Regions from separate parts of the Mus musculus genome. Here region 2 is linked to region 1. A link is a loop called in an ENCODE intact Hi-C map of the cell type or tissue named here. Cell type or tissue: heart. All regions are shown on one strand. Each heading gives the region's core, and the rest is flanking DNA. Links, peaks and the distances in the headings are about the cores only.

Region 1 (16,393 bases), core at 5,087-13,086:
CCTAACATACTACATGTCACTTAACATGCAGAACAGGCCTGTTACATAAGTACAACCACAGAGAACATAACCACTGGATATCTTTTTTCACTCACCTTGATTTCCTATAGGACCATCCAGATCTTTTTAGAAACTGTGATTTTAATTTTGTTTTGTTTTGCTCAATTGTACTTTCAGTCTATCAGTTTGTTTAGCCAACTAGCTCATGAAGGATATCTGTGCCATTTCCAGATTTGTAATAAAACTTTTACAAACATTTGTATATTGAGCTAGTGTGAAAACAAAGGTTATTTTCTATGAGGTATACACTGGGACACAACTGTTGGGCTCAGCTAGTGTTTTTAAATTCTTCCAAACTGTTTCAGAGTGATTTCCATGGTTTACATTTCTAAGTAGTGGATGACGGATGGTAGACTCTTAATTTTAAACAGTCATTGGTTTTGTTACTCTCTTTCATTCCATCATTCTGACAGGCATACAGTGAAATATGGTGGTTTCTGCTTGCAACTTTCTGATAGACAGTAATGTTGATATTTTATTATGAGGTGTTTTTTTTTTTTCATATAAACCTTCTTTGCTGGAATGACTACTTCTGTCCCTGTTCATTGTTTAGTTAGAAAATGAATTTGTCTGCATTTGAATTTTAACAAGTTTTATAAATATATCCTACTTTTTACTCTTTCACCAAATACATTATTTGCAAACAGAGTCTCCCAGCTAACAAATCATCTTTAAACCTTTTCAACTAAGTGTTTCTCAGATTGAATAATACAATGAACTTAACAAATTTTCTTTTTGTAGATTGTACTTTTAGTATAAAAATTAAGTTTTCTTTCTTAGTCTTAGATCTCAAAGATTTTTACTTATGTTATATGATCATTATATTTTAGTTTTGTTTCTGATATTTAAAGTCTATGATCTACAATAAGATGTTTTTTATAGTGACAGATAATCATCATTTTTAAAAATTTTTTATTAGGTATTTTCTTCATTTACATTTCCAGTGCTATCCCAAAAGTCCCCCCATACCCTCCCCCCTGACTCCCCTACCCACCCACTCCCACTTCTTGGCCCTGGTGTTCCCCTGTACTGAGACATATAAGGTTTGATCGACCAATGGGCCTTGATAATCATCATTTTTAATTAGATATTTTCTTTATTTACATTTCAAATGTTGTCCCCTTTCCTAGTTTCCCCTCCGAAAATCACCTATCCACCCCCCCGCCCCCCCCCCCACACACACACCTGCTCTCCAACCTGCCCACTCCATCTTCCTGGCCCTGCCATTTCCCTGTACTGGGGCATAGAACCTTCACAGGACCAAGGGCCTCGCCTCCCATTGATGACCGACTAGGCCATCCTCTGCTACATATGCAGCTAGAGCCATGAGTCCCACCATGTGTTTTCTTTGATTGGTGGTTTAGTCCCAGGGACCTCTGGGGTTACTGGTTAGTTCATATTGTTGTTCCTCTATGGGGCTGCAAACCCCATCAACTCCTTGGGTACTTTCTCTAGCTCCTTCATTGGGGACCCTGTGTGTTGTCCAATAGATGGCTGTGAGCATCCACTTCTGTATTTGTCAGGCACTGGCAGAGCCTCTCAGGAGACAGCTTTATCAGGATCCTGTCAGCAAGCTCTTGTTGGCATCTGCAATAGCGTCTGGGTTTGCTGGTTGTTTATGGGGTGGATCCCCAAGTGGGGTAGTCTCTGGATGGTCATTCCTTCAGTCTCTGCTCTGAACTTTGTCTCTGTAACTCCTTCCATGGGTATTTTGTTCCCCCTTCTAAGAAGGATTCTGAGCTTCTGGGCTAATATCCACTTATCAGTGAGTGCATATCATGTGTGTTCTTTTATGATTGGGTTACCTTACTTAGAATGATATCCTCCAGATCCATCCATTCGCTTTGAATTTCATAAATTCATTGTTTTTAATAGCTGTGTAATACTCCATCATGTAAATGGACCACATTTTCTGTATCCATTCCACTGTTAAAGGGCATCTGTGTTCTTTCCAGCTTCTGGCTATTATAAATAAGGCTGTTATAAAGGTAGTGGAGCATGTGTCCTTATTACCAGTTGGAGCATTTTCTGGGTATACGTCCAGGAGTAGTTTTGCTGGATCTTCCGGTAGTACTATGTCCAATTTTCTGAGGAACCCCCAAACTGATTTCTTGAGTGGTTGTACCAGCTTGCAATCCCACCAGCAATGGAGGAATGTTCCTCTTTCTCCACACCCTTGTGAGCATCTGCTGACACCTGAGTTTTTGATCTTAGCCATCTGACTCGATGTGAGGTGAAATCTCAGGGTTGTTTTGATTTGCATTTCTCTGATGACATCATTTTTTAATACACTAGTGACAAGACTGTACAGCATCATCTGTAGAGAATGGGTCAACTTATCTGTTTTTCCATTGGGTTATTCTGAAACATTGTAAAAAAAATCATTGGACGTATTGTGTTGTATTTGTATTGATTTTTTTCTGTTTAATTTATTTTTGCATCCATCTCTGTCAAATACATGCCTGGAATTACTCTAATATTATGTCCTGAAGTGTTATAGACTAATTTCTATTCTTCTTTGATTTTCTAATAGCATTTTAGTTTTTCTGGCTCTCTTCCACTTTTATGTACATTTTAGTATAATCCTGTTGGTATCTATAAAATACTCTTGCAGCATAGGAAATATATCAAACCTACCATGAGTCTGAAGAAGTTTGATATCTTTACTGTGATGAGTTTCCAATTCCTGGCACAGCAGGGACCTGTAACTCTCCATAGTCTCTGATTTCTTCCATTAGAATCTCATCACTTTTAAACACCAATCTGTATATGTTTTATTAGATATTGGGCTGAGTACTTCATTGTTTTTCTTTTGAGTAAATTTAAACGATACTTTAAATTCAATGTTGACACAGTCAATATGAGTATAAAAGATAGTAGTTTATATTTTGATCTTTTATTCTGAGACTTTGTAAAGAGATTTGAGTTCTAGGTTTATTTTCCTTAAAATCAACAATATATATATTTTTAATGAATATGGTGTCACGTGCCTGGAATCCTGGCAAGCAGGAGGCTGAGGCAGGTCATAAGCTTTCAGGCTATCAAGAATACCAAAATTGTGTGTGTGTTTGTGTGTGTTTGTGTGTGTGTGTGTGTGTGTGTGTGTGTCTCTGTCTGTCTGTCTGTCTGTCTGTCTGTGTATAGCAGAGCAATTTTACTTCTTCCTGGCTAAGTTGCTTGTTTTTATCTCTTTCTTTCTTGCCTATTTCATGAGCCAGCACTTTTAGTACAGTATTGATTGAATGTGGACAGGATGGATAACCATGTCTGCTTTTCCTTTTTAGGGAGAGCGGTGTAGTTTTTTCTCACTGTGTAATATACAGGGTTCTGGAAGTTGCTTTTCATCAAACGAGTTCCTTTAATATTCCTATTTTTCTGAGCACTTTTGTCAAAAGTGAGCATTGGATTTTGCCATATTTTTTTCTTGCTTTACCTGATATGATTATGTTTATTTTTTAACCTGTGAGTACAGAAAATTATAGTGATCAATATGATTTTCAAATTTGAGACTATCCTCACACCCTTAAAGTAACTTCTGCTTTAGAGCTAAAGAGCAGGAGTTAAGAGCATACTGTTCTTGCAAGGAACCAAGTTCAGTTCCCAGCACTCATGTCAGGTGGTTCACAACTCATTGAGAACCTATTCCTCCAGTTCCAGGGGATGCAATCCTCTCCTCTGGACTCCATGAACACCTGCATTCATGTGCACATACCAAAGGCACAGATGCATAAACACACACACACACACACACACACACACACACACACACACAATTAAAAAAATAGAAAACAAATAAATTTTTAAAACTAATTCCTACTTGACTGAGTATTTATGTCTGGGTCTCTAGCCTGCAGTTTTCTATTTATCTTCTCTGATTTGGATTTCTAGATACACTAGTGCCCTAAAATGAATTCGGATCACTCTTCATGTGATTTCATCAAGTCACTTTTAATTTATCTTTAAATATTTGAATGAACTCTTTTTTATTATTTAATTTTATTTTTTTACTTATTCACTTTACATCTCACTCACTGCCCCACCCCAGGTCACTGGTTGCCCCCTCCCACAATCCTTCTCCCCATCCCCTTTTCTCTTCTCCTCTGAGAAGGTGGAGCTCCCCCTAGATATCCCTTCACCCTAGCACTTCAAGTCTCTGTGAGGCTAGGTGCTTCACTGGGCCAGACAGGGCAGCCCAGCTAGAAGAACACACCCCATGTACAGGCAATAGCTTTTGGGATAGCCCCCATTCCAGTTGTTCGGGACCCACATGAAAACCAAGCTGCACATCTGCTATGTATGTGCAGGGAGACCTAAGTCCAGCCCATGTGTGCTCTTTGGTTGGTGTGAACGAATTCATTAATGAAACTATCTGGGCCTGAAGATTTCATTTTTAAGAGGACTTTCTCTAATTAAAAATCCAATTTCCTTGGTAGATTTGGAGCTTCTGGTATCAAAAGTGTCTATGCTATACCAGTTCAGTTTACATAATATGTCCATTTCCTACAACCACTTTAACAAACTATCACACCGAGGACAATTTAAGAGCAACAGAAATATAACATTCTGCACTTCTGAAGACTGGAAGTCCAGAACAAAGATGTCAACAGGTCCTTGCTCCCTGTGACACCTCTGGCGACACAGAGAAGACACCTTCCAGCTGATTGTCCAACTCTTCATTTGGGTGGCTATGTGACTTCACCTCCACCTTCTTTGTTACAGGATATTTATTCTCTGGTGTCTCCTAAGATCACTGCCATTCTATGCCTATGCATAAATTCCCCTGTCTGTGCAGACATCAGTCATATTGCATTCAGTATTATTTGAATACTTCAACTTACCTGGAAGGTCTGAGACATATATCTATTTCACAGCTGATTGGTAATCCATGCCTTCTGAATGTTCTGTCAGTCTAATAAAAGCTTATCAAATTTATTGAACCTTGCGAAAAATGCAACTCTTTATTTCACTCATCATCATCATCACCACCACTACCACCATCATTAAACTTCTTTGATTTCTTTTTTTAATTTATTTTTTAATTAGGTATTTTCTTCATTTACATTTCAAATGCTATCCCAAAAGTCCCCCAGACTCTGCCCCCACCCACTCCTTTAACCACCCACTCCCACTTCTTGGCCCTGGTGTTCCCCTGTACTGAGGCATATAAAGTTTGCAAGACCAAGGGGCCTCTCTTCCCAATGATGGCCAACTAGGCCATCTTCTGATACATATGCAGCTAGAGACACGAGCTCCGGGGGGTACTGGTTAGTTCATATTGTTGTTCTACCTATAGGGTTGAAGACCCCTTTAGCTCCTTGGGTACTTTCTCTAGTTCCTCCATTGGGGGCCCTGTGTTCCATCCAATAGCTGACTGTGAGCATCCACTTCTGTGTTTGCCAGGCCCCGGCATAGCCTCACAAGAGACAGCTATATCAGGGTCCTTTCAGCAAAATCTTGCTGGTGTAGCAAATGGATGGACCTGGACGACATCATCCTGAGTGAGGTAACCCAATCACAAAAGAACTCACATGATATGTACTCACTGATAAGTGGATATTAGCCCAGAAACTTAGAATACCCAAGATTCAAGATACAAATTGCAAAACACATGAAACTCAAGAAGAACGAAGACCAAAGTGTGGACACTTTGCCCCTTCTTAGAATTGGGAACAAAACACCCATGGAAGGAGTTATAGAGACAAAGTTTGGCGCTGAGACGAAAGGATGGACCATCTAGAGGCTGCCATACCCAGGGATCCATCCCATAATCAACTTCATTGCTTTCTGATCTTGGTTAATTGTATGCGGCTTTGTGCATACGTGCACATGCTCAGGAGTACAAGTGAGTTTGGAGATCAGACAATGACTTAAGGATTTATTTGTCTCTTGCTACCAGTGAGATTCAAAGCATTCTCCAGCATGTTGTTTTTTCCATGGGTCCCCAGTATCAATGTCAGTTTGGCACTATTGCTATTGCAAGTCAAATACTTTCTTTCCCGAACTGCTCCTTCCGAGACCCATGGCCTTCTTGGTTTGGCATTATTTTACACTGCTTTTCTCTCTGCATCCTTGAGAAAGAAGGTTACATCACCAATTGGTACTTTTCTTACATATTCATTTGGTGCAAAGTAACTTCCAATCAGGCCTGCTTAATAGTTTCTAGGAGATGAAATACACATTGAACTTAAAGTATTTTTTAAAGTTTTCTTTAGATACCCTCCTCTTTGGTCCCTATATTTTGAAGTGTATAGGGGAGAGTTTGCTTGGTCTTTGCTGGTTTGCTGTTTTGCTTTGAAATGAGATCTTGTTCTGCATCTCATGATGAAGCCCATGCTGGCCTGCCACTCATACAGGGGCCTGAGCAAGCCTAAAAATGTAAGCCTGTAGGATGGCTTGCCAGCCAGTGTTTCTTCTGTTCTTGATTTTGCTTCTTCTTTTTTTTTTCCCCATTATGTGATTTCAATTATTTTAAATTTGCATACTGAGTTTGGCTTTCTGCCCCAGGATATTGTTCCAAATCTGAGGATACTCAGGCAAACCTGACCTGCCTTTTCAAATCATTTTACCAAACATTAGATGTCCTCACAGATGTGGAAATTGCTGATACAAGAGACCAACTCTACTTTTATAATACCTGTTTATAAAAATGTGAAGGATTGTTTTAACATCTCTGTCATGTCAGTTCAGGGTTCCTACTAATTGCTTTGTGTGTTTTTATTAGTTATTAGCCTGATACATAATGTCCTCACAAACCTGATGACTTAGGATAATATGTCTGAAGCCTGAGTCTTACTTAATTGCTTTAGCTAGCTTCTTGCAGGTCAAAGCAGGCAGGACAATGCTGCTCTATTACTGCCAGTACATTAGCTTATTAGGCTCCCAGATTACTTCTGAAGGGATAGTGGTCCACACCTCAGCCTTGCTAGGTAGTTCCTTTCTGGTCTAACTGATAGCTCTGTGGCTATGTCTCCAAAGATGTGCACCAAGGCTGCTACATGACCTCATTACTTCTGAGCTTTAGGCCTCCTCTAAATTGCCACCAAGGTTCTCTAAGGGCTATACAGAGCTCAAAATCTCCCCACCTTCTTTGCTCTCATAACATCTATCTGGGTGGTATTGTGGCTGGTTAGGAGAACCCTCTATTGGTGCCAATTTGTGGAGATGTCAATTGCTTCTTCCTGGAAGGGATGAAAGTCCTGATCCATGCTTAGTCTTTCTTGCACAATTGACCCTACGAGTGACTTGCATCCTTCCAGCTCAGGACACTGGAATATGAACTTCCCCCATAGCCTTTGGTGTTACAGTTTAGAGTGGGATTTTCTCCTCTAACATTCAGCCATCATGAAGCAGGTATCTGTGCATTTTCTGCCTGTCTAGGCTGTTTCTGTCATTTGGCTAGAGACCCCCACTACATTCTTTGCATGGTCAGGCCCCTAGTTGTTCTCCTTGCTTCTGCCAGAATTTTTCTATATACAATTCATAATATGGAGAGTCCTAGTTAGACTTGCAAGAAGCAAAAGGGGAAATTTTATTTATCTCATCTTCCCATTCCTGGAAGTCTCAGGGTATTCATTTTTAGTTTGCTTTTCAATTCAAAAAGAAAGGGCACAAGGTTCCATGCCCTCTTTTTAACAGAGAGTTGCTATCATCAGTGTCTTGATTTCTTTCTTTAAAAAAAAAGTCTGTTTCTGCTCAAAGAGATGCTGAGCAGACAATAGAGCATCAGTAAATCTTGCCTTCGGTTCTGAAAGCTGCCTCAGAAGGATGGCCACTGTCGCGAGTTTTTGAAACTTTTATCTCCTCATAGGGTCAAACAGGTGAGAGATGATGGTGTCCCATTTAAGGAAAATGAGTTACATGGAGACAGGAGAGAGTTAAAACAGGACAGAGGCTTAGAAGAAAGCAAAGGAGCTGGATACATTGACACAAGTGACCACGCCTGCACCTCCTGTTTTGTTGTAGAGGACAAATAGAGGGTCTTCAAGGGGATGTGTGTGCCACCAGTAGGGGCAGCGGGAAGCCAGAACTGCCAGAAGTGAGCCTGTAAATGCAGCCAAGTGGATGAACAACTTCAGGGCTGAGACTTGGTGTTCACCAGAGAAAGCAAGGGGCGGGACTGGACTAAGGGGAGGGGAGTGAGCAGGGAGCAACAGCGAAAGGCACAGAAGGCAGTCAGTCCCCCGAGACCTGGGAGGGAGGCGGGAATTAGGCTGAAGGGTCAAGTCCAGCCAGCAGTTTTCAAGATCTGAGCAGACCACAGGAGGCGCCACCAGGACATCTCTGCAGCGCTTGGTGGCCAGGGAGGAGCGAGCATCAATCTCCGCTGCGGGTCTCAGTCACTGCTGCTCCAGCCTGCACGTCTCTGTCCTCGCGCAGGGCGCTCAGGCTTCTTAGCCTTCGCCTGCGCTGTCAGCTTTTCTCTGCCTGCGGTCAACCATGGATGTCAACTCCCGGCTTTCTGTGCAAAGGTAAGACTCGCTTCTCCATATGCCTAATGTGATGTCTCTCAAACTCCGCTGGGCACTAGAGATCATAGGCAAAGTTGCTTTCCACCCTTTGCTCTCCTTAGAGATTCCCACGGAGAAGTCAAGTTCCTGCACGACTGATCCTTGGGATCGGCCCTTGAGAGGTGGGGGTGAGGGGTGGGGGCTTCAATTCTGTTAGCTACCCCACTGGGCGCCCGGCTGGGTGGGGCCTGTGTGCTGGAGCCAGGTGCCTGCCTCTAAGGCTGGGGGAGGGGGGGCTGGGGGCGGGTAGTGGTGGTGAGGTCTCCTCTGCCAGGCGAGGTATCTGGGGAATCGGGCTTTTAGTGTTATATTACCTGGAGCAGTTTTGCGCCTTGACTTGGAATGCGTTCCAAGGTGGAGAACAGAGACCTGAGGGATCAAGACCAAAGCTGATTTACCTCCAGTTCTGTTGACCTTAACCTGGGTTAGTGTTTGGGGCTTTGGAGTGAGCTACAAGGTCTTGTAGGCTTGGGGAGGGGGAGATCTCTTAGATCTCTCACTGGCACTAACCTGAGCCCACCTGTAATCCTGGGCAGAGGAGACCTCTTTGGTCCTTTAGCATCTCTGAAGCGCTAGTTCCACCTAGTGTCTGAGTCCCTTCCCCAGACCGGTAAGTCCAGCCACCTGAAAGACGTGGTTACAATGTTTTGTTGTTTGGTCTTGTGTTTCCTCTCTCTTTCCTCCTGTTCTGCTCTACTCCGGACCCAGCTGGAGAATTCAGTACTCTATGACTTTTGTTCTTCTCCCTAAAAAATATCCGGGTTGAACCGAGTCTATCTCTCAGGTGCCCAACTGAGCAGGTAGCTTTGAGCCCTTTGTGCTCTCTGCCCAGCAGGAAACTGAGCATTCGCAGTTCACACCTAGAGCTCCTAGTACTGTTGAATGCTGCAGCCTGGGCTGCCATGCTGAGATCCCACAGGCCCACCTTTCAACTCCACCGAGGCTCAGGGCTAATCTTTTAGGCTCTTACTTCTTATCTCCCCACCCCAACTCACCCCACCCCAACCAACCCCAAAAAACTAAGGTAGTTTTCAGCTGACACTGTCAAGCACTGAAATAAACAAGTTGAGCTAGAATTCTTGGGTTGCATAGGAACATAGGAAGACCCAATACTCACAGGCTAAGGCTCACAGACAGTAGCCAAGATAGAGGGAGAGCTGGGATAAGGCTGGGGGTACAGCAGGTTACATATTGCCTTTCAAAGGATCAGAGCCTTCCATCTATATCTGCAAGTGTTCGTGTTGTGTGATAGAACTAGTCTCCCCAGCGTCCCATCCATCACCCACCTCTGTAAATCTAGCAAAGGACTTTGAGGTTTCTATACAATGCCTGGAGCCTAAGTGAGGCTCTAGCTCTCTGGCTCAAATGGGAACAGATGAACACTGAGTCTCTCTATTTCAGCCTCATGTCTGGAAAAGCAAGTATAGAGCTATGGGAGGGAAGATTTTAAAAGCCTTAAAATTAACCATTGTTGTCGATGTAGGTAAAAGTTCAACAACGTTTTAAAAGTTGAGCTAGAGGTTTGCTGTTTACTGTCTGGAGAAATGCTTCTTTGAATTGAAGTGTTCAGGGCTAAGGATACAGCTCATTTATAAAGCTCCATCCAGCCTTGCATACATGAGGCCCTAAGTCCCATCTTCAGTTTCTACCCCCATTCCTACAAACTGAAATGGTGAACTAAGTAGTCCCCCAATTCCAAAAAATAAAAATTAAAAATTAAAAAAATCTTTTTAAAAGGTGTTTTTCATAACGAATTGTTTACTTTAAAGCTATCTTTTCAGATCGTCAGGAGTGTGGCTCAATCCTGACTCAATTTCCATCTAATCCTGGAACATTTCCTAAAGGATTAGAAATAAAGCATTCCGATAACTTACTGAGATCTTTTATGGGGTGGCGACAGAGGTGGCTTTATAAAGAGCAAGCAAACTAATTGAAGGCCCACATCTGAATCTTGATAGCATATCTCCAGAAATAAACCTTCTGACTATTACCACTTACTTACCAAGAAACATCGCCTCTCCCCTAAGTCAGAATAATAGTCTCATCTCTTGGAGCATCTTTGTTCATTTCTTTGCTTTAGTGCAGGTAAGAATCCCAATTTCTCTCTCATCAGATCTCATGAGAGGCCATGGGAATTAACTTTCCACATATATGTGAAAGCAGAATTAGAATTTGAACTGATACCTGTATGCCTTGTATTAATCACTAGACTTATTTAGGCAAGCTTGAGTTTTGAAGAACTGGCAGTTGGATATTCTACACAAGTGTTTTTGAGAAAGTGGCAAAATGATCAAGTAATAACAAATCATTATAGATCAAGCATATATTGTGCAGATCAGAAACACTCTCAGTATTTAATAAAGTTAAGTCAGTGATTAAAATAACAGCATTTCGTTTAAGTAAGATAAAATAATTTAGACATCTATTCAGTAATGAGCAGAAAAAACAACAAGATTTCGGGGAAATGGTTTAATTATAGGATATTTTGTGCTGTTAGAATTTTTTTACTTGCTTGGTGATTTCAGGTAAAACAGAATATAACTGGGACACTAATCCAGCAATACTCTGTGGTGTATCATCTCAGACCAGAATTTGATTAATAATTTGGTAACTTTAAAACATGGCTTTTTAACAATGAAAATGTTGACAGTTCTACGAGATATTATAATCTATTAACCTTGTATTTGCAAAAGTTTCACCTTATTTTCACTGTGATGATTTTAATTTTCAAATATATAAGTTGTATGAAGCAGATTAAAGACTTTTTTTTTCTTTTCCATTTTTTATTAGGTATTTAGCTCATTTACATTTCCAATGCTATAGCAAAAGTCCCCCATACCCACCCACCCCCACTCCCCTTCCCACCCACTCCCCCTTTTTGGCCCTGGCGTTCCCCTGTACTGGGGCAAAGACTTTTAAAAACCTCTGCAAAGAGAAGCCCGAAAATGTCTCCAGGAAGAAAATCAGGCACTAGAGAAATCAATATCCTTTGCAGCAGATGTATTATAAACCCAGAATTTCATGCTCTTTTCTGGCTAGTAGTCTGGTAGAAATAAAATGTTTAAAAGAAAATGAAGGCTTTTGCTTCGGTTTGGCTACTTTTACAGCTAAAAGTTTTGGAAACACTTATTCACTTATTTGTTTTATGAAGTTTATTTCCCTAAATCACATAATTAGGTGTTTGGAAAAAAAAAAGAATCGAGGTTCTCTCTTAAGTGATTCTTGTAGCTGTTATTCCTGCACCACAGCTACCCTTTACAGACGAAAGTCAATATCATCTACATAAGCAACTGTGTACAGAATCACATTTAGAATTTATTAAGTGTCATTTCATATATTAGATTATTTGATCATTGCATCCCTGGGAGTTAATTATAGCAGATATTACTTCTACTTGCTAGCAATACCTTTGAAGCAAAAGGAAATTAAATAAAGTAAATACCAGATTTAAAAGTCCACATACATGACACCTAGGACACCTCAAAGTCCTTTGGCTTCAAGTCTAGCCTTTTTTTTTTTCTTTCTTGTATTGGCTATGAAATCACAGTTGTTTTTTATAGGAGAGAAGAAATGATGGCCTGGCCATAATGGTAACATCATTCTCAGACATATAGGGGCAGCCGGGATGCAAGATGATCTTCAAAGCACAAGCCTTGAAATGCCCTTTTAAAAAAAAGTTACAAACAAAACATTTCAATAGAGTTTATTTAGGGCATGGGGAGGGGGTTAAATAGAGACAGAGAAAGGCAGAGAGAGAGAGAGAGAGAGAGAGAGAGAGAGGAGTAGAGGTCAGCCATGAGCACAGAGCAGGGAGGGGAATGGGGAGAGAGGGGGGAAAGGCGGAGAGAGCAAGAGCAAGAGAAGAGCAAAAATCATTTTTTATCTATGCCACATTTGAGCTAGAATTGGAAGTTGAAGAGTTATTCTCTTTCTCAATATTCATTTACATTTTTATACTATATAGAGTTGTTCTTTTTGTTTATAGAATGCTGGATTCTATTTTAATCACATACTTTTTATATGGGCCTTTGAAGAAGAACCCAAAAGTTTATTTTGAAATATATGTGTTTGGGTGTGTGCATGTGTGTGCAAACATATATGTTTGTATGTGTGTTTGTTGCATTTATATGCTTGTATATTTGTGGGGATATTCATATATATTTGTGTGGTGTGTTATTGATTTCATTGTCTTGTCATTTTTATTTTACTCAACCTAAAGTTTAATTTAGCAACACATCACTCATATTGTTAGGACCAAGGGGGGGGGACCCTACTTTTAAAGTACCAAAACAACTCCAAACTGCATACTAAGCTAAAGCCGCCCAATAATATATTTTAGTAAATGTTTATAGGTTTTCGAATTCATAGAAAGACAGAAATGCAGGGTCATAGCTTCATTTCTATGTCCTCTTTACAAAGAGGAAGGTTTGGTCAGCTCGTGTGTGTGTGTGTGTGTGTGTGTGTGTGTGTGTGTGTGTGTGTGTGTTGGGGATGGGTCATGTTAAGGTCACATGCAGCCTTGAGTCATTGAATGTAACATTCTCTTCTCAGATCCAGCTTTGAGCTGCATTGGGTATTCCCCAGTTCATAAAAGGCAGGGAACTACCACTCCAGAAGTAACTTCCTAGAGAAAGAGACCCTAGGAGTTCAGAATCTATTCAAACATACAAGATTCGAAGTGTCAACAGTGCTTCTGAGTAAAGGGCACGTGATAAAGAAACAGGAATTCTCAAAGTAATTTCTAATCAAAACACCGTTAAAAATACTCATGATGTCTACCAATAATGTTTTACCTTACTGGCACCTCTTATGGGCACATGCCTCCATCTCTGTGGTTCCTGTAAGCCATCTCTCACAGAGCTCCTTGTCCATAAGGGATTCTCATGGCTAGTATTGTCTGTCTGTGAGAGAGTTCTCTACATGGAACTTTAGGGAGGAAGGAAGAAATGCTGGTGTGTTTGATATTAGAACGTTTATGCCCTCTTCACAAAATAACAGCAGTTACTCTCTATCTAAGGTGCTCATTGGCTCCTCCTAGATTTTCTGACATGCACAGGAACTATAGCAATCATCTGGGTCCTTTTTGTTTATAACCTTCTATAATGCCACCCCTTCTATGATGCCAGTGATGGTCAATTAGGCCTTATAAGAATGAACATGTAACTCCCTAGACAGAACAAAGATCAAGTCATATGAGAGAACTGAAATAGTTCTGCAAGAGAGCTGAGCTTCGAAGAAGGGTCATTTCTCTTTAAGATTGCCCCATGGGTGAAGAGAAACAAGTTTATAGTAAGTGCTTCAAAGGATTGCTCCTTAGTGAAGAAGGCTACCCAGCACCCAAGAGCACCTGCCACCTAGCAGTTATCCTAGAAGAAAGATTTTTAGGAACTCTGTGACTAGTTTTATCACCTGACTAAAGGAGCAATAACAGCACCTGAGAGTCCTGTGAGGTGAGTTGAGATAGCCTTGTGTATGGGGACTGAGTAAAAGTGGCTCTGTTTATGGATTACCTGGTGATCCCACTTAAAAGCAAACAAACAAACAACATCAAAACCTCTAGGTGTGGTCATTGTATTTTCTTTCCTTAACTGATATTTTTAAGATTCTCTGTATTTTTTCTGGCTTATCTTTGTCTAGTCTATATCTTCATATTTAAAGTTACTGAAGACAGTCAAGACAGTCTATTAGGACATACCTTTTAAAATATCACCTAATAATCTCTCTCTCTCTCTCTCTCTCTCTCTCTCTCTCTCTCTCTCTCTCTCTCTTTCTCTTTTCTTCTTTCTTTTGTTTTTTCGAGACAGGGTTTCTCTGTGTAGCTCTGGCTGTCCTGGAACTCACTCTGTAGACCAGGGTGGCCTTGAACTCAGAAATCCACCTGCCTCTGTCTCCCAAGTGCTGGGATTAAAGCATGAGCCACCACTGCCCAGCTAATAATCTCTTTTAATATAACTACCTCACCTATGTGCATTAACATCGTAGATGGGACTAGATTTTCTATTTGTACAATCTGCCTTCTTTTTAAATTTATTTTTCCTCTTGTGTACTTTACTTGTGGTTAATTGGAAAATGCTTATAATTCAATGCTAGCTCCTCTGCTGATTCACTATTTATAGTTTGCTAAAGCAAAAGTTGATACCACAGACATTAGAATGCATATTTTTAAATAATCAGAATGTACTTTCAAATTATAATGTATCCCTTCACATCCAGATTAATTATATATTCAAATTCTTGCCTTTGGTTGGCTTACATTTTATTTTTACGAGTGGCATAAACAATGTATGTTGTCATATTTCTATTAAGTCACTTTAGAATACTCTAAAAAGTTTGATGCATTTTCCTTCACTTTTGAAGTTTTGGATAATTTATTCTCATAACATTGGGCTTTTGTGTGTATTACATAGCTTCTGTTAAAAGCAAGCAAGCAAACAAACAACAACAACAACAAAAACCTTCCTTCAGTATTTCCTGTGGAGAAGGCCTGTTAGCAATGAATGTTAAAACTACTTTCCCTTGACTTTGTGAAACATACTCTTTTTAAGTATATAGCTCAAAATAGAAAGCTATTTTCAAGGAGTTTTTGGGTTAGTGTGCAAAGTAAAGGGATTTCTGTAGCATTTTCTTACATATTTTGGTTTTTCTTGGTCCTTCTCCACTACTCCCCCAACCACCTACGGATCTCCAGCTGGCCCAGTTAGTCCCTTTCCATCCTTTCCATGTCTAGGGTTTTGTGTTGCTTTTTGTTTTGTTGTTCTCCTTTTAAACCCTTCTTTCATGATCACCTTTCTAGTCTCTTCACCTATACCTCCTCCATACACACACACACACACACACACACACACACACACACACACACACACACACATGTAAATCTAAGAGCTACATGGGAAGAAAACATGCATCCTTTTGCCTTTCTGAATGTATAACATTTTAGGAAATCATTTCTGGTTCCATCTATTTCCATGTAAAATCTCATCATTCTATTTTTCTTTGTGATGAATAATATGCAACAGTTGTTACATTGACTACATTCTGTTTATCCACTCATCGGTTGGTAAACATTTGCTTCTTAGTTACTGTGAATAGTAGAGCAATAGATGAGCAAGTATCTCCCCAGAACATGGTAGTTCTATTTTTGTAGGGGTTTGTTTTGTTTTGTTTTTTGCCTTGTTTGTTTGTTTGTTTTAAGAAAACCAGGAGGTGGGCTGGCAAGATGGCTCAGCGGGTAAGAGCACTGTCTGCTCTTCCAAAGGTCCTGAGTTCAAATCCCACCAACCACATGGTGGCTCACAACCATCCGTAATGAGATCTGATGTCCTCTTCTGGTGTGTCTGAAGACAGCTATAGTGTACTTACATATAATGAATAAATAAATCTTAAAAAAAAAAAGAAAAGAAAACCATAAGGCTTTCTAGGGTGGCTAAATGTACTTGCTGGGTTTTTGTGTCAACTTGACACCAGCTGGAGTTATCACAGAGAAAGGAGCCTCCCTTGAGGAAATGCCTCCATGAGATCCAGCTGTAAGGCATTTTCTCAATTAGTGATCAAGGCAGGAGGGCCCATTGTGGGTGGTGCCATTCCTGGGCTGGTAGTCTTGGGTTCTATAAGAGAGCAGGCTGAGCAAGCCAGGGGAAGCAAGCCAGTAAGGAACATCCCTCCATGGCCTCTGCATCAGCTCCTGCTTCCTGACCTGCTTGAGTTCCAGTCCTGACTTCCTTTGGCGATGAACAGCAATGTGGAGGTGTAAGCTGAATAAACCCTTTCCTCCCCAACTTGCTTCTTAGTCATGATGCTTGTGCAGGAATAGAAACCCTGACACTAAG
Region 2 (16,393 bases), core at 3,093-11,092, 310 kb before region 1:
TGTGGTTTTTTTTCTTTTGATGTGGTTATTGTTGTTTTTCTGCTGATATATTCCTGTGTGAATGGAATGTGCATATGAGTAGTATTTGCCATTAGCCTCTATAGAGTGTGTTTTCCTATATCAATCCCAGAGAGTTCCCTTGGATGTTAGATGATGCGTTTCCTAGGATCACAGTCTAAAGTGCTAACTGCAGAGATTAAATTAAGTGTTGATGTGTCAGAAGCCAGCAAGTTCATTACTCTTAACATTGCCCTGTCCTGATTCTTGGGTCTTCTGATGACCTTAGATAGTGGGTGTGGTTTCTTTCTGAAGAGTATTATAAAAGGTTACCTTTAGATGACTGAGTATCAACTTGAAGATGATTTCCTGACTTACTGAGTGCTCTAAGGTCTGATATCTCCTTTTATTTTCATCCTCCACATGGGCCTCCCCACCACCCACTGAGTAAACACAGGATGTTTCTTGCAGCCATTCCCACCTCTTGGTCTTTTCTTATACACACTCAATGATTTAGAACATCAAAGCTGTCAGGCAAGAGCCATACCCCTACTTACTTCTCACTCAGCTCTGTGCTCTCAACTCTCTGGAACATCATTTCCTTAGAGAGGAGTCCATCCGTTTGAGGAAGGATGCAAACCTTCTATTAATGATAGCAGCTCAGTTTTTTCTCTTATTTTTGTTAGCTCAGGTATCTGACAGCAGCAGATAATTGACTCTCACATCTTTTTATATCAAAACTCGGAGATTAAATAGGTTTCTAGATCCAGATCGATTGTTAGATATATCTCTTACACCTAAACTTTCTTCTTCTTATGTAAATGGTAAAAAGTAATATCCCACACTAAAATGTTCATGAATGGAGTAGCTTTTGGTAGTTAAGGATAGTTTCCAATGGCTCTTGTGTACTTTCTGTCTTTCCACTGTGAGGGTCTTGTTCATTGACACCCGAGTCCCAGAGTAATGCAGAAACACAGCCTGGATTTATGGATGGGGGAGTATCTAATATCCACTTCTACAACCATGGTTTAACTTCTTTCAGCTGTTTCCACAGAAAATCAGCACGCTATGGTTGTGGTCTGACTTTTATTTATTTATTTATTTATTTACTTACTTACTAATTTCCACATTAAGCCATGAAATACATGTGTCAGGAAGAAACTAATAGTTATACAGGTGGAGGCCAGTGTTCATAGTTTCAGATTGGATGCAATGTATATTTATTTAAATGTTAGTTCCTCTCCTTTTGGTGATGACACAAGGCTTTGAACCTACAGCCTTCTGCTCACCAGGCAGGTGAGAGTTGCTGATTTATATAGTGAAATTTTACTGCTGTTAAGCCCAGCAGCAGGCAAGTGGAGGTGTTATTTACTTCAGAGTTTTATGCAGTGCTATTTAAAGACATCTCTTTTGTCAGACTCCTTGACTCTTCGTTAGTAGATATTCAGTCTAGGAGTTAACATGTTGTCTTCAGTGTGGGATGGTTTTGATTTGTCTGGAAGGGCTAAAAGGAAGCTCCCACGATGCATTTAGGGCACAGCTAATCTGTCATATGCCAGTCCAAGATTCTCGTCCTCACTGAACAGGGCCAGGAGTGTTTTCCATTGTAGCCTAAGAGATTATTTGGCTTTTCTCGTTATCCTATTTGACTTAATTTCCTAGATCAAATGTATAAAATGAGATGCTGTGATGGACTGCCAAAAACACTGGCCAACCACAGATCAAACTGGCTCTCTGTGGTCCTGAGGTCAAAATGCAGATGGAGCCTCCACACAGCTGCAGAAGAGGCAATGCAGGCCAGCTGGCTTATCACAGGACCTAAATGCCAAATTTCCTCCTGTATTAAAACATACAAGCCAAAGCCAGATGGCTTCTGCTGGAAAACTGTATGGGTGGGAAAAGTAGTTGATGCCTTTGGACCCTGGTGAGGGTGAGTGGCATCACTGGAGAACATCTATGCCTGGAGGTAAGGTCATGCTGGCGTCCTTACCATCATGGAACTGGGTCTGGAGAAAAAAAAGCCAAAGCACAAGAACACATTCAGGCAAAAGACCAGCTATGAAAGCAGAATGGCCGTGATGTGGATAAACACACACATTTTTTTTGGACAGCAATTACAGTAGACAAAGGCTCTTCCCAGGACACATGGGACAATGGATCTCATCACAAAAGTTGGAAACATGTGGGGACACCAAGGCCTTCCAAGAATTATTTAACTCAGCTAGAAGTAGAGTAATATGATAGCCTTCTAAGAGAGGAGTGAAAGCCAAGAGGCTCTGGTCAATATTGACTTAATCCAAATTCCTTTCAAGAGAACAATAGTTCCAGAAGACCAATTAAAGTGATCCTGGATGCACTCAGAGAGTGGCCATGTGGATGTGGACACGTTATCTGTAGAAATACAGATTTCAGCACTGGCAAGAGCACTATATGGGTAAAATTGCTTGTCCTGCAAGTGTGAGTTAGAATCCTAGAGTTTACAGTGGAAGGAGATAACCGACTTTCTCAAGTTATCCTGACCTCTACATACATTCTGTGCCATACATGTACCCAACACTCACACACATGTCATTCACACATGCACACAGCATGATAATAAATACAGTAAATTTTATGAACAATATCCAACTTTATAAAGAATAGGGTTCTGGGTTACAACTAGACAAAACAAAGCAAACCAGTTTAGATACTCTGTGTGTAGTGTACTACGTGTGGTATTTACTTGTTCACTACACTTGTGCCTGTGGTTTTGTTTTTACTTTCCCATGTGTACACTTGTGTGTGTGTGTGTGAGAGATCTACCTACCTACCTACCTAATGTATTATACATAAAGTACCATATATAAATATATGTAATGGAATATATATTTCATACATATTAATACTACAGATTCCTAAACATATAAGCACAACCTGCTCTGTTCATATAATGTTACTTGTGTGCATGCTTTCAGGTCTGACCATTTGACATTGAATAACCAATAGTGTGCTCTTTCCTGGGGAAAACTACTTACTTCTTGCAGTATTCCTTAGTTGCCTGTAGTTATTTATCTAGTGTCAAGGCCCTAAGGTTTTTCCACATTAGCACATTTATGGGTGTCCTTATGCAGATCATGTTTAGGTAGTCCCATCAGTGGTGTCTTTTAAAGCAAAAAAGGGTTTCTTCTGACCATTTCAGTTACTTTTCTTATTAATCTCTATTCTTTTCTGACTTAGTTTTTCTATTTATTCTGTTCTTATTTCCTACCTACTTTGAGTGTCACGTTTACATTACTTTAATGTAGAAAGGTAAATGGAATCTTAACTACACAGAGATGTAAGGCTAACATGTTTTATAGAGAGTCAAGCTTTAAAGTGTTTAGGATTTCTTGTATCCATTTAAGTCCATCTTTGATTCAGTTAAATGAACACAGCTGTCATTTCTGCATACACCCAGAAACTGGAAACAACCTATACCTCTGCCCATGATCCCATGTTCATCTTACAATGGGCAGAAAAGAAAATATTGTTGTAACCCTTTTCTCTGATTGATATCTTCTACCTAAGTGTGAAAAGATTTTTTTCTTAGAATTTTTTTTTATTGCAGGAAGTAGGTTAGTAAATTAATCTAGCTGCAGAATAGTTGATATGGGTATAAAATATCCTTCATAAAATGCATTTGGGTGAGTTGCAATAATGACACTTTTACAGATTATCATTTCAAATAACTTAAAATAACTTCTGATCCTTGAAGAGCCTCATGATTATAAAGTAATCAAAACTTTATCTTTTGTTAGTTGCGTGCATGTGTCATCCTGTGTTGGTTCATCTGCTAATGGAAATGAGAAAGCTGAGGAAAGGATGATGTCCATCTAGAGGATGCCTATGTAAATCTTAAGCTTTTCCATATGAAAACGATGGCCTGGTCCAAAACTCCACTCATTAGCTATATAAACAAGATTCTTAATGTTTCATCTTATAATCTCTCATTACTAAAATGATTGCTCTTAAAGATGCAATGGATTCTTTAAAAAGAAGTTCCTAAGTTACATGGTCCTTATCTCAAAACTTGAGATAATCTATAAGATGATAACATATGTGCAACTATTTAGTCTAAGTAAAAATGCATGGTTTTAAGATGGTAGACTCAGGGGTGTCTAGAAAACTGTTGTTCTAGTCTCTGTAATCATGCCTTTTCTGCATTCCAGTTTTTTCATCCTCAAAAGGAAAGCAAAACATTAGATAATTGCTTTTCAAGCTACTTTGCAAAAAGTCTCGGCTTAGGGAATTAAGTAGTTTTTGAAATCTTGGTATTCTCATGCCGTATATATTTCAGTTAGTCTATCCTGAGGGTTGAAAGTTAAGATCCTGAAAAAGATTCCTTTTCCTACATGAAGGCCCCAATATACCAATTCCCATGCAAGAAACTACTTCTCTTAAGTAGTTCTGTGGCACCTTTTCCTGATTTGTTCTTTGCCACTGTCTACACACATACATGTGCACAGTAAGTATGCTTCAACAAGGTGTTCTATGGAAGTGTCAATGTAGAAAGTTGCATGATTAGATATAAGAACCAAGTGAAGACAAACACATGTGCCTTCTGGCCCAATTTCTCTCTTGTAATTCCCATCATCCTTCTGAAACCATCCTAGGATTTGGCTTTGCAGATACATGCAATGCAAACAGCAGCTTTCTCTCCTTCATGTAGCATATGGTCCAGTGAGGTCAGAACCGCACAGGAGTGATCCCTAAACAGAATGTCCTGAAATTGCTTTTCTAATTGAAGCATCTGTCCTAATTAGCAACCCTGACTCCAAGATCTATCCAGGTCAAACATTTCAGAGTCACTTTCTGTGACAGAATTTGATATTTTTCAAAGACCTTCAGACTATACAGTAATATCATAAACTACCAGACTTCTGAGAAATATTAATGAGCTATTGATATCCAGATGATATGATCCCCAAAGAATTTCATAACTTTTTTCTTTAATAATGTTTCTTTGAGAATTTCAGATAATGTTTCATTCCCCTCCCTCAACTCTTTCCAGGTCTTTCTCCTACTGCCTACTCCTACCCAACTTTATTCTCTCTGTCTCTGTCTCTGTCTCTGTCTCTGTCTCTGTATCTCTCTGTTTCCCTCTCTCTCTTTGTCTCCATCTCCCTCTCTCTCTCTCTCTCTCTCTCTCTCTCTCTCTCTCTCTCTCTCTCTCTCTCTGTATCTCTATCTGTCTGTTTAATGGTCAATAGCTTCTTGTCTAGGGGTAGAAATTCAGGCCCATTCTGGGATATTGTTTGACTTGAGCTTATGCAGGTTTTGGGAATGCTCTCACAGTCTCTGTGAGTTCATGTATACACATCAGCTCTGTTGTGTCTAGAAAACTATACTTCATTAAGGCCAGCTACCACCTCTAGTTTTTACAGTCTTCCCACTCCCTCTTCTGTCCAACATGAATTCCTAGAAGGTGTAATAGTCAGGGTTTTCTGCAGTCACAGAACATATGGAATGTCTCTCTATATTGAGGGGATTTATTATGATGACTTACAGTCTGTAGTCCAACTAACCCAACAATGAGCAGCTGTGAATGGGAAGTCCAAGAATCTAGTAGTTGTTCAGTCCCATGAAGCTAGTTGTTTCAGCTGGTTTTCTGTAGAAGTAGATTCCAACATGTGCTGGCAAGAAAGTGCAAGCAGTCAAAGAAGAATGAATCTTCTGTCTTCCAATATCCTTATGTATGTCTCAAGCAGAAGGTGTGGCCCAGATTAAAGGTATGTGGCACCATGCTTGGATCTGGTACTTGCTTTGTACCAGGCTGACCTTGAACTCAGAGATCTCCTTGCCTTGGTCTCCTAGAATTAAAGGAGTTCACTACCTTGCCTGGGCTTAAGATTTTCATGGCCACTATGCCTCAAGATCTCCATATCAAGATCCAGGTCAGAAACTTGTGTCTTCCAGCCTCAAGGTCTGGATCACAGGTGTGCCTTCCAATTCTGGATTGTAGTTCATTCCAGATATAGTCAAGTTGACATCCAGGAATACCAATTACAGGAGGATTAAATAGGGTGGGGGATGGGAGGATAGGGCAGAGGAGGAGAAATAGGGAGGGATAACAACACAAAAAGCCATTTGCAAAAGCTATGTGGAAATTTACAACTGTAGAAGTTTCATAAAATATGTAGATATATTTAAAGGTGTTTAAATGGAGTTACCATGTAGTTGTGTAGCATTGGGGAAGAATATTCTAACTAGACATAATATGCTACCAAATTCAATAACATTTTATACTAGCAAATGATGATGAAGACCTGTTTCTAGTGTTTTTCTCCATGTTGCCCTTCCTTGGAATATGAATTAGAACTGTACAGTCTGGCTGTTAATGAACACTAATAACATATTGCCCCTGGAAATATGCTCCAAGGCCAAGAGAAAATACTGGACACCATCACAGGGTCGAATACATTACTGGCTCTAGGTATTCAAATGAGTGAAGAATTGTATTCATTATATGATGTGAACGCCTGTGGTGAATCTGTGATTGCTGATGGAAAGTTGACCAAGAATTTGGGAAACTCTACATAGGCTAATAGTGGGAAAAAATTCTTTGTCAGAACAAATATGATAAGAGCAATATGGCAAAGCAAATCTGGATAAATTACAGGTAGCCCAGGTGTGGTTCCACTGAATATACTAACATAGACTTAGGTTGTGACACTTGCCCACCCAACACAATCACCTAACAATGTATATTGTAGAAGGTACCCATCCTTAAGTTTTGCATGGCTAGTTAAGGAAATGGTGTAAGTCAGTAATAGATGCCTTAAAGAAAATGGGCAAGTTTCAAAAAAGTACCCAAGTATCGAAACTGAGCAAAGGAAATATACATAATCCAAATAAAATGAACAGCAATTATAGAAACTTAGATATAAACATCCAAGAAAAATATCATAGTTGAGGTTCCAATTCCTTTGCCTGTGGATTCTACCAAACATTCAGAAACCAGTGTTTGTACATGTCAGGCCAATTCAAAGCACTCGAAAGAAACATTTATATTCACTCAAAGAGCAGTATGTTTCATGAGCAGGGACTCCAAACTCTTAGCACATTCTAGAAAACCAAGCCAGCAACATATGTACAGAATTATGAACTACATTCATTTACAAGGACATGTTAAGCCTGAAAGATAACTTCTTTTTTCAAAGGATTGAGGATAATATGTCACTGATCTTAAACCTTGAAGGCATTTTCCTGCAGACCAGAGGCCCTGATGAGTATCTCATTGTTTGCTGCTTCACAGTAGTTGATTTGATTCTCTTTCAAACAAGATCATGAGGGAGTCTACCAGTCCATGTATTGTGGATTAAAGCACTAAAACTTTGGTTTAATCTCTCCTAGGACAAGCAGCAAGGGAAAACTTTTCAGAACTGCTGACTCTTGACATTTGACCCTGGAACCATTGAGTTAGCACCTACATTTTAAAAAAGAATCTTAATTCTGGCACACACATTAAAATCTGAGGAGTATTGGCATTTTATAGTTATATGTTTCTTGAAAAGGGCTGCAGAATGTTAGTACTCCTACCAAGCCCTGTACAATTCTTTCCTCTCAGACAAGAAACAAAAATTGCATTCTGAATTTTGTTTTGTTTAAAAAATATATATACAACAGATCCTGTTTGACATTCTTGGTTCAGGTTTAAACCTGTTTTTGAAGTGAAGAAGTTGAAGTTTTGGACTGTTGGTATCATTGGAGCCCTTATTTGGGAACTGTTTGGAGGCCAGGAGAGTCATATAGTGCAAATGTTGGGAGACTGTTTATCTGCTCATTTCTGCCATTGGCTTCTGAACATATTCTCACTGATCCTCCAGATGGCGCTAGGACCATATAGTTTCTAAAGGCATCTGCAGTCATAGGAAATTTTGACTTTCTCTCTCTCTCTCTCTCTCTCTCTCTCTCTCTCTCTCTCTCTCTCTCTCTCTCTCTCTCTCCCCTTCTCCTCTCCCCCCTCTCCCTCCTGTCCCTCCTCCTCCTCCTCCTCCTCCTCCTTCTTCTTCTACTTCTTCTATGTAGTACTTTAATTTCATGAGGCAATAATCAGAAATGCACATATAACACATTTCCCCCTGTCTCAGCTACCTCTTCTGTATTTTACATGAAAAAGTGTGGAATATATTTAATGTTCATTTTTATGAAAAGCTTGGTTGTTATTCATAATAGTTCAGTTTTTATTTATTTTTTATTTCTTGAGACAGCGTGTCCAGCTCAGGTTGGCCTTGAACCTAACCCTAACCCAGTCCTAACCCTACCTAACTCTACGTAGCTGAAGGTGAGCTTGAATTTCTTATCCTCTTGACACTATCTCCCCAGTACTGAGGTTACATGGTGAGCACCACCACACCATCTTTATGCAGTGATGGGATCAAACCATGCATGGGCTTCATATATGGTAGCCAAACAATCTACCAACTAAGCTATATCCCCAGCTACATTCCAGTCTTCAAAACACTTATACGAGATTCTAAAGCATTCTACATTCCTCATTGTATGTCAACTTTCAAATGTAAGTTCCCAGGATATGCTATCCAATATCAAACATGGTAGCCAAATAATCATCACAGACTTAGCATATACTATTAGTGGTAAACCAGCATGACCTACAGCAGAGATTTGGGGAGGAGTGATTTTAGTCTTAACTGTGTTCCTAATTGGGGTATATGTTCTATTGTTTATCTTCACATTTATAATTTAATTACAACATTTGTTTCTTCCCTTTCCTCCTCCAAAGCCTCCCATCTATGTCCCTCACCCCAAACAGGCATTCTTAAACTTTACCAACTTACATTCCTTTGTCATGACCAATACTCCTGGACATTCGAAGTATGGTTGATATTGCAAGCCCCTTGAGATGAGAGTGTGCAAGACCCACCCCTGAGTACCTCCAACCAGGAGACTCCATGTATAAGACATTCTAAAGGCTTCAGAGGCCAGGTCCCCTCCCTCCAGAGACAGGCAGCCAAGCTCCACCCTCCAGAGTAAAAAGTCCAAGCTCAGAGCTTGAAATCCCAATAATCTTCACTTCCAAGAAACCCTATATAAATCCTGTCTTCTGTTCTCACCCAAGCAGAGGCAGTCACCCTTCTGAGTTTTCCCCCTTCCATCAAGTCTCATGTGTGAGGTTGCTTGTACAGTACGACTCTGGTATTTCCTGGCTCCCAATCGACTACCAGGATATCTTTGCCTTCAGAACTGTACCACCTGCATTGGGAAAACCTCCTTCCTCAGAGATGTAACACTTCCTCTGGGGAAGCTTTAACCCTTAGAGCTGTAACACAGATAAACCCAGTGGGATTCCACCGGAGAAAAGTGATTTTTTTTTTCCTCCACCAGCAGGTATCCATTGCTGTAACTTCTTGGTTGGGGGTGGGACCCTGTGTCCACTTCCCCCTCTCAGTACTGGGACCCTGTCTGGCTTCAACATTTGTTTTTGTTTGAAAGCCATGTGGCTTGCATGGAGATCTTTATCTGTTGCACATTCCAGTGATTCTTATTTTATTTATGCTTTTATCTTTGGAATCGATTTACATTTCAGTGTCCATGAAAGCAAATTTAAAACTAAATCATTTGAGCAGTGATTCCACTGAGAGGAAATGCTCACCTCTGATTCTCCTGTTTCTTTTAAGCAAGGAATCTCTGTTCCCAGAAAGGGTGAGGGTGGAGGAGAATGTCAGTTTCTTCAATTCAATCCCTTTTGGTCTTTGATCAGGAGAGGGAGAATGACTTTTTTTTTTTTTTTTTGATTGGTCACGCTGGGTGGGAGATAGCCAATTAGCTTTTACCTCTCAGTCCCTTTAAGATGTTCTGCCACCTTGTGAAAGTTTTTGAGAGCACATATTCGGGGATGGTTTTCTGCACTGTGTATTCCATTGCTGATTTCTATGTCCAGAGATCAGTTTACAGTTGCATGGTCCTGGGTTTTGATCCATCTCCTATATCTATGTTGTGTAAAGAACACTCATCAGTGATCTCTGATTGGTTAGTTAAGAGCTCATCAGCCGATGGACTGGGAAGGGTATTCAGTACTTCAGATCCTAGTGGGCAGGGTCACAGAGAGACCAGAGAGGAAGAGAAGGGACCATGAGGCAGAAGGTCCCTTTGGAGTCATGATGAGCAGGTAGGTTGTTAAGGGATTCACCAAGAGGACACGCATGTACAGAGCAAGCCAGGGCAAGACACAAACTGCAAGTAGCACTGGACCTTTGGCTGGGAAGTAGATAGCGTAGAGAGTTAGAACAGGTGAATATCTGCCCAGTCATAGTGCTTAAGACGTGTTAATAAACTTAATAGATCTTTTTGTCAATTATTTGAGAGCTAAAATGAGAACAGATAAGGCTATTGTACTTAAATTTCTGGCTACAGGCACAGAGTTCTGCTGACTGGCCCATCTTATCCAAATATTTCAGAAAGCCACATTGGGTTTTTGGTTTCCAGGTGGCAGACAACATCAGCTTCAACTTCTGAGCCCTAGGTACTTAGATGCCTGGAGGCTTCTGTGGGTTATAAGCTGATATGATGATTTGCAATGAAGCAAGTGGAGATATACCCAGAACTTAGGACTTCGTGGGCCTGAGGCAGAGAGAGGGATGTAAGAGGAAGGCCTCCAATGGGTTGGCTCAATGGGTAAAGGAGACTTGCAGCCAAGTCTGGTGGCCTGAGTTTGACCTCTGGGGTCCATAAGGTAGAAGGAAAGAGCCAAACATATGCATGTGCACTGTGGCACGTTCACTCTCAGTCCAACAAACAATGAAACCACAAATCTAAAACTTATACTGAGAGAGAAGGGAGAAGCAGAGGAGAGAGTTCACTTAAATGCACATGTCTGAAGCCCATGCGTGTCATCGCTTGCAGCAAGACCCAGTGCACAGAGCACTCTGGTTTTCTTAGTTCCTACAACAACAAAATCCCATCCAATTAAAAATCAGCCACAGATGGAAGTAGGTCAAACAGAAAGCTGGGATCAAGGGCTATCTTTATTTATCATTAAAGAGACTGCCTGGTGCTAAGCTAGTGGGCCTCAGGTGCACAGCAGGAAAATCTATAAAGTTCTCTAAAAACCTAAGTTTCTCTTCTTTGTCTCCTGTCCTTGCATCTGAGACCTTCAAAAAGAACAACAAGAAAAACACCAAAACCAAAACCAAAACATTTCAGTTAAAAAACTTGAGTCCAGAGCTTTGCAAAAAAAAAAAAAAAAAAAAAAAAAAAAAGGTTAACAACATTGTGTCCTCCTTAAAACAATGCTTATTAAAGTTCTCTCTGAGAGGGAAAATGTGTTTCAAATGTTAATTAATTCAACTTCTTATAAATCTTGACAGGAAAAATAGCCAGACTGCCGCCCTCCTCCCCCACCAGAGATGTTTTTTTGCAGGAAATGCTGAAAAGAATTATCTTAGAATAATCAGTTATTTTGGTCAGAGGCTACTGGCAATATTCACACTGTGCATTTTTAACAGCAACTTCAGGAGGAAAAATGTGAAGGTAAATAAAGCTTTTCCTGTGTCCTTCCTTTGGTAAAGCTTATCAGATGACCCCTTCCAGAACTTGAAGGGAGCACTTGGGTATTTCAACAAAAACACCGGGTGTGCAGAGGGCTCTACAAAGTTATCTGATTGAGAAGTGCACAGCAGCCGACCTTCCTTTCTCTGGGTTTGCTTTCTGAGATTTCACCTAGCCACCACCGTGGTCAACTTGATGGAGAACTATTTATTTCTCCAAAATTCCAGAGGTACAGCACCATTTTAAATTTTTATTGTTTTCTTTTAATTCCTAAATTTCAATTCCACACTGTTCTGAGAAGTATGATGCATAGTTTGTGGTCCCTCTCTCTCCGTGCCTGGATACAAATCACCTCTTTAATTAGCCTCTAGCTCTGTGTAAGTGACCTTTATAACCACTATTTAGTAGCCATCTTTGTTATGGATGTGGCTGTTTCAATACTTGGATTCAAGTAGCTCTTAAAGGGCAGTCTGACAACACTCAGTGGCTGTGTCAATAATCTCCTTTCTTCATACAAGCATTTTGTTATCTAATATTGTAACAAGAAAGGACTGAACAAGAAGATGTAAATGGACCAGCAGTTAAACGCACCTGAACTCTGGAAAGGACCCTAGTTCAGTTCTCAGTAGCCACATGACACCTTGTGAGCATATGTAACACGGGTTCTAGGGAGTCTGATAATGTCTTCTGGTCCCGGCTACGTACTGCATGTATGTTATCCAGACACATATGTAGTTAAAACACTCAAGTGTGGTGAATAAAATAAATAAATCTTAAAAATAGGAAATAACAAAACAAATATTTTGAGGGATCACATCAATACAACATTTATTAAAAGAGATTGTTATAATTGTTTAGTTTTATCATTATTTATTGTTATTAACCACTCTATTTACAAAAGATGTATCAAACTTTATCATAGGCATGCAAGTATAAAAAGAGGTACTGTATAATCCCCCATTATATGCCGAATGAACAGACTGAATTCCATATATACTGTGACTATTTCCTTAGGCAGAGGTATCTATGCTACAGCCTAATTTAAAATTGCCAACAAATAGTAATAAAACAGAATGATCATAACAGTATACTGAGGTCAGAATTTTTCTGGAATTTTCCATTTTGTATCTTTTGGACTGTAGTTGATTGAGAGTAAAAATCTTCAGACAACAAAATCTGGATATGGAGAAAAATAATAAAGTAAGAACAGTAAGGAAGAAATAGGGAGGGAGGGAGGGAGGGAGAGAGGGAGGGAGGGAGGGAGGGAGGGAGGGAGGGAGGGAGGGAGAGGAGAGGAGAGGAGAGGGGAGGGGAGGGGAGGGGAGGGGAGGGGAGGGGAGGGGAGGAGAGGAGAGGAGAGGAGAGGGGAGGAGAGGAGAGGAAAGGAAAGGAAAGGAAAGGAAAGGAAAGGAAAGGAAAGGAAAGGAAAGGAAAGGAAGGAAAGAGAATGAGGAAGAAAAATGTAGGGAGGCAGAAGGACATAGTCATTCTCTTGAATAATGGACTGTACCCAACACAAGCAAGATAAAAGCTCTAGATGCAGGGAGTAGAAGTAAAGATGAAATCAGAAGGTTTTGTTAGAGACTGATAGTGTAAGGGCACAGGTGTGACTAGACCATATAACATATTTCAAACAGCTGCATTTTGTATATGCATGATAGAATACATAAGCTCTGTCCAGGTTTTACATGTCTATTTTATTCGGGGGCCTAAAATGTTGGGTAATTTTTTATCCCAATTTCAAAAATAATGCCATTCTTGAGCCTCCTCCCCTTTCTATTTCAGTTATCACCCATGTACTCCCCTTGCCTCACCCAACTCCAAGCATCATAAATAACACAAGAGGAGAATCTAGCAGGACTGTATGAGGCAAAGACACAGCTGTATTAACATCCTGCACATACATGTAGCCATGTAAGAATTCTCCATTCCTTAACAGGATGTGATATCTAACAGATAAAAATATGTTAGTCTACCAGGATGGGTAATCTACTTAAAAAACAATGTTGTAAAGTACTTGCCACAAAAGCATGAGCATCTGTGTCCAGGCCCCCAAACCCATTTTAAAAGCCGTGAATGGCAGTGTGTGTGTTATCTCAGTGCTGGGGGTGTGGGGCTTAGAAAGGCTTATCCCTGAATCTCATCGACCATTAGCTCCATATTCAGTGAGAGAGCCTGTCTAGTAATAGTAGTAGTGTAGTAGTAGTAGTAATTGTTTAGTAGTAGTAGTAGTAGTAACAAGAAATATGGAGAGCAATAAAGATACCTAACACCTCTTTTTGGCCTCTAAGGTGCATATGTGTGCTTCCATTCAAACATGGATATACACATGGATATTAAATGCACATGTACACACTCATGCCTTTGTAGCTTGTTTCTTAAAAAATGGTCTTTCATAGTTTTTTATTTAACTTTTTATTGATTCTTTATAAATTTCACATCATGCATCACTATCCCACCCATCACTCTGTCCCTTCATACATGCTCTCTGACATTGCAACCTCCACACCAAAAGAAAAAGAAAATCTCATTGTGGAAGCTGTAGTATGTGATAGTGTGTCCCACAGCATAGCCTCTTGGTCTATACTTCTTTATTTCCAAATGTGTATTGCAGTGAGTCATTGGTCTGGTTTGAAGCCTCCGGCTTCTGCTCTACTATCAATACTGGATCCTCTCTGGGACTCCTCTTGGATATCCTGCTGTTGTCCTGTATCATGGAGATTCTGCAGCTTTGGATCTTTAGCACTGTCCCCTTCATGTGCTCCGGGAGTTTATAGATGGGGTAGATCTTGGGATCAGCCAACTCAAAGCTGTGAATCTGGGCTTGTTTGGTATCTGAGCTGGTTACCCACACCATGAGGGTGAGATCTCCAGCGATGCCTCACTAGTTCACCCAATATTGCAGCTGGCAAGGGGGCAGAGCCAGCTCTTCTGCTCAGGGCTGGCTCACCTGCTACCTTTCCCCTCACATGTGTAATCAGGGTGGCTCTATTGTGCTTTCCAGGCCAGGTACAGGGTCTGCTCTTCCAAGGGCTGCAGCTGGTGAGGGGCAGGGCCAGCTCTCCTGCTCTCATGACCTGATTCCAGAGCCAGCCCTCCCTATTGTTGCCAGTGACAAGGGTATGCATCTCTCCCTTGCTCAGGCCTCCACAGGACAAACAAGTGGCCAGGACAACTCTCCCAAGCTCAAAGCTTCAGAGCCAGCTCACCTACAATTCTTCTCCCTCCAAAATCAGGGAAAGTTCTATGGGCTTCTTGGGTGACGTATGCGCTCTGCTCTCTCAGGTACTACAGCTGTTGAGGGAGTGGGCCAGCCCATCTGCTCTCAAGCCTTCAGGGCTAGCTCTCCAACAGTGGACCAGCAAAAGGTGGGGCCAGCTCTGTACAGCCATTAGACATCAACATGGCCCACAGGCAGTAGCTCAGACCAGAGATGTTCACCTGGCCTTTGGTGGTAACAGATTCTTGCTACTACAAGGCCATGGACTCAGACATAGTCCTTGGTTGCAACATGACACAGAAACTCACTCTGGTCTTAGGAAGCATCATCAGCTACTCATATCAGGTCGATCCTCACTGCCCTCAAGTCTTCAGTTCTCCCTCTCTTCATTGTGCACACATTCTTTTGCTTCTCTTTCATCTTTCCACCACTTAGTTGCTCACCTTAGTGGTACCCAGGGCCTTTGGTGTTGGGAGCCATCTCAGGAGTGCTATGTGCCTGGCACAGGGCTGGGGGTCATATCCAGCCTTCTCTGCTAGCCTGCACTGCATGAGGCCTGGAAAGGGGTTGTCTCTGGCCTTTTGGAATTTTTATTCATGTCATAAAAACCCAAATCAGCTATAGTTTTGTGATTGATGATAAGAACTTGTTCTGTTATTATACAGGGCTCATTGGAGTAATGACTTCATAACTCAGTGTCTTAGTTACTTTTTTCCAATATCTCACCAAATTCCTATGAGCGGAAAAATGCACACAGGGTCCAAATTTGATGAATGTGGGTGGACACAGGTTTTAGCCACCTCTAAAATAGACTTGAGACATTTTGTTCTAAATCCTATTTGAGTGTTCTATTAAAAGTATTTTTCCATTCTCCTACCATTGTAGGTTTTAGAAAGTTTACACAGAAGTTGAAAATTACCCTTACTGAGTTTCAAACATCAATAAAATTCATGAATATCAAGTATAGTCAGAAATCAAATAATATTTAATGAGTTCAGGTAAGGGCATTCTGTTACAGAATCTGAAAAGTGGGTTCCAAGCCACATTGAAAGAAATTCATATTAAACCATGCTTTGGCAACAGCCTGAACCACAGCTGCTCTAAGGGAAAGCATGGCTAAGATCCAGGCTAAGTCCCTCTCCACCTTTCATGACCCTTCCCATTCAGTTCTTCATGGGCTTATTTTTATTCTCCAGCTACCACTCTCCTGCTCTCAGTGAAGGATTTATAATACACTCCCCTCTGTTGGGGCAGGGAAACAGCTCTGTCGGCAAAGGCACTTGCTGCCAAGCTGGAGGACCTTAGTTCAAGTCTAAGGCTGCATATGGTTAAGCAAAAGAACTGACTCCTGCTAGTTTTCCTCTGACCTTCACATCTACAATGTGTCAAGTACATACATACACACACACACACACACACACACACACACACACACACACACACATACACCAGCACATTCAAACACACAATATACATAAACATACACATACACACATACTTATACATGCGCATACATGCAACATACACATTCACAGGCATGGATATACACATACACACATTGATGTGGCAAAGCAGTCCAACACAACAAATATGATCTATGTTTAGTGTCGTGTAATATTGTTTTTATCATGTATTAAATCCCACAAGTCA

The links. A loop is a pair of places that touch in the nucleus more often than their neighbours do. Peaks named below come from ENCODE experiments on the same cell type or tissue, not always from the same donor. Only the 100,000 strongest peaks of a DNase experiment are listed, where the experiment ranks them.
Region 2: it touches region 1 in a loop (4-fold over the local background); 10 of 42 quality-filtered maps call a loop at or near these places.

The regions. Positions count from the first base shown.
Region 1 is chr1:83,400,115-83,416,507 of GRCm38, reverse strand. Sphkap (SPHK1 interactor, AKAP domain containing) reads left to right here and starts at 8,308. Exons shown (of 12, transcript NM_001356547.1): 1 at 8,308-8,528. The coding sequence starts at 8,501. In heart, for the core only: a CTCF peak has its summit at 8,318; no DNase peak of the experiment used is centred there; H3K4me3 peaks cover 3,052 bases; H3K27ac peaks cover 2,551 bases.
Region 2 is chr1:83,708,675-83,725,067 of GRCm38, reverse strand. No RefSeq gene overlaps it. Among named protein-coding and RNA genes, the nearest start is that of Sphkap, 310 kb to the right of the region's middle. In heart, for the core only: a CTCF peak has its summit at 7,822 (motif pointing right); no DNase peak of the experiment used is centred there.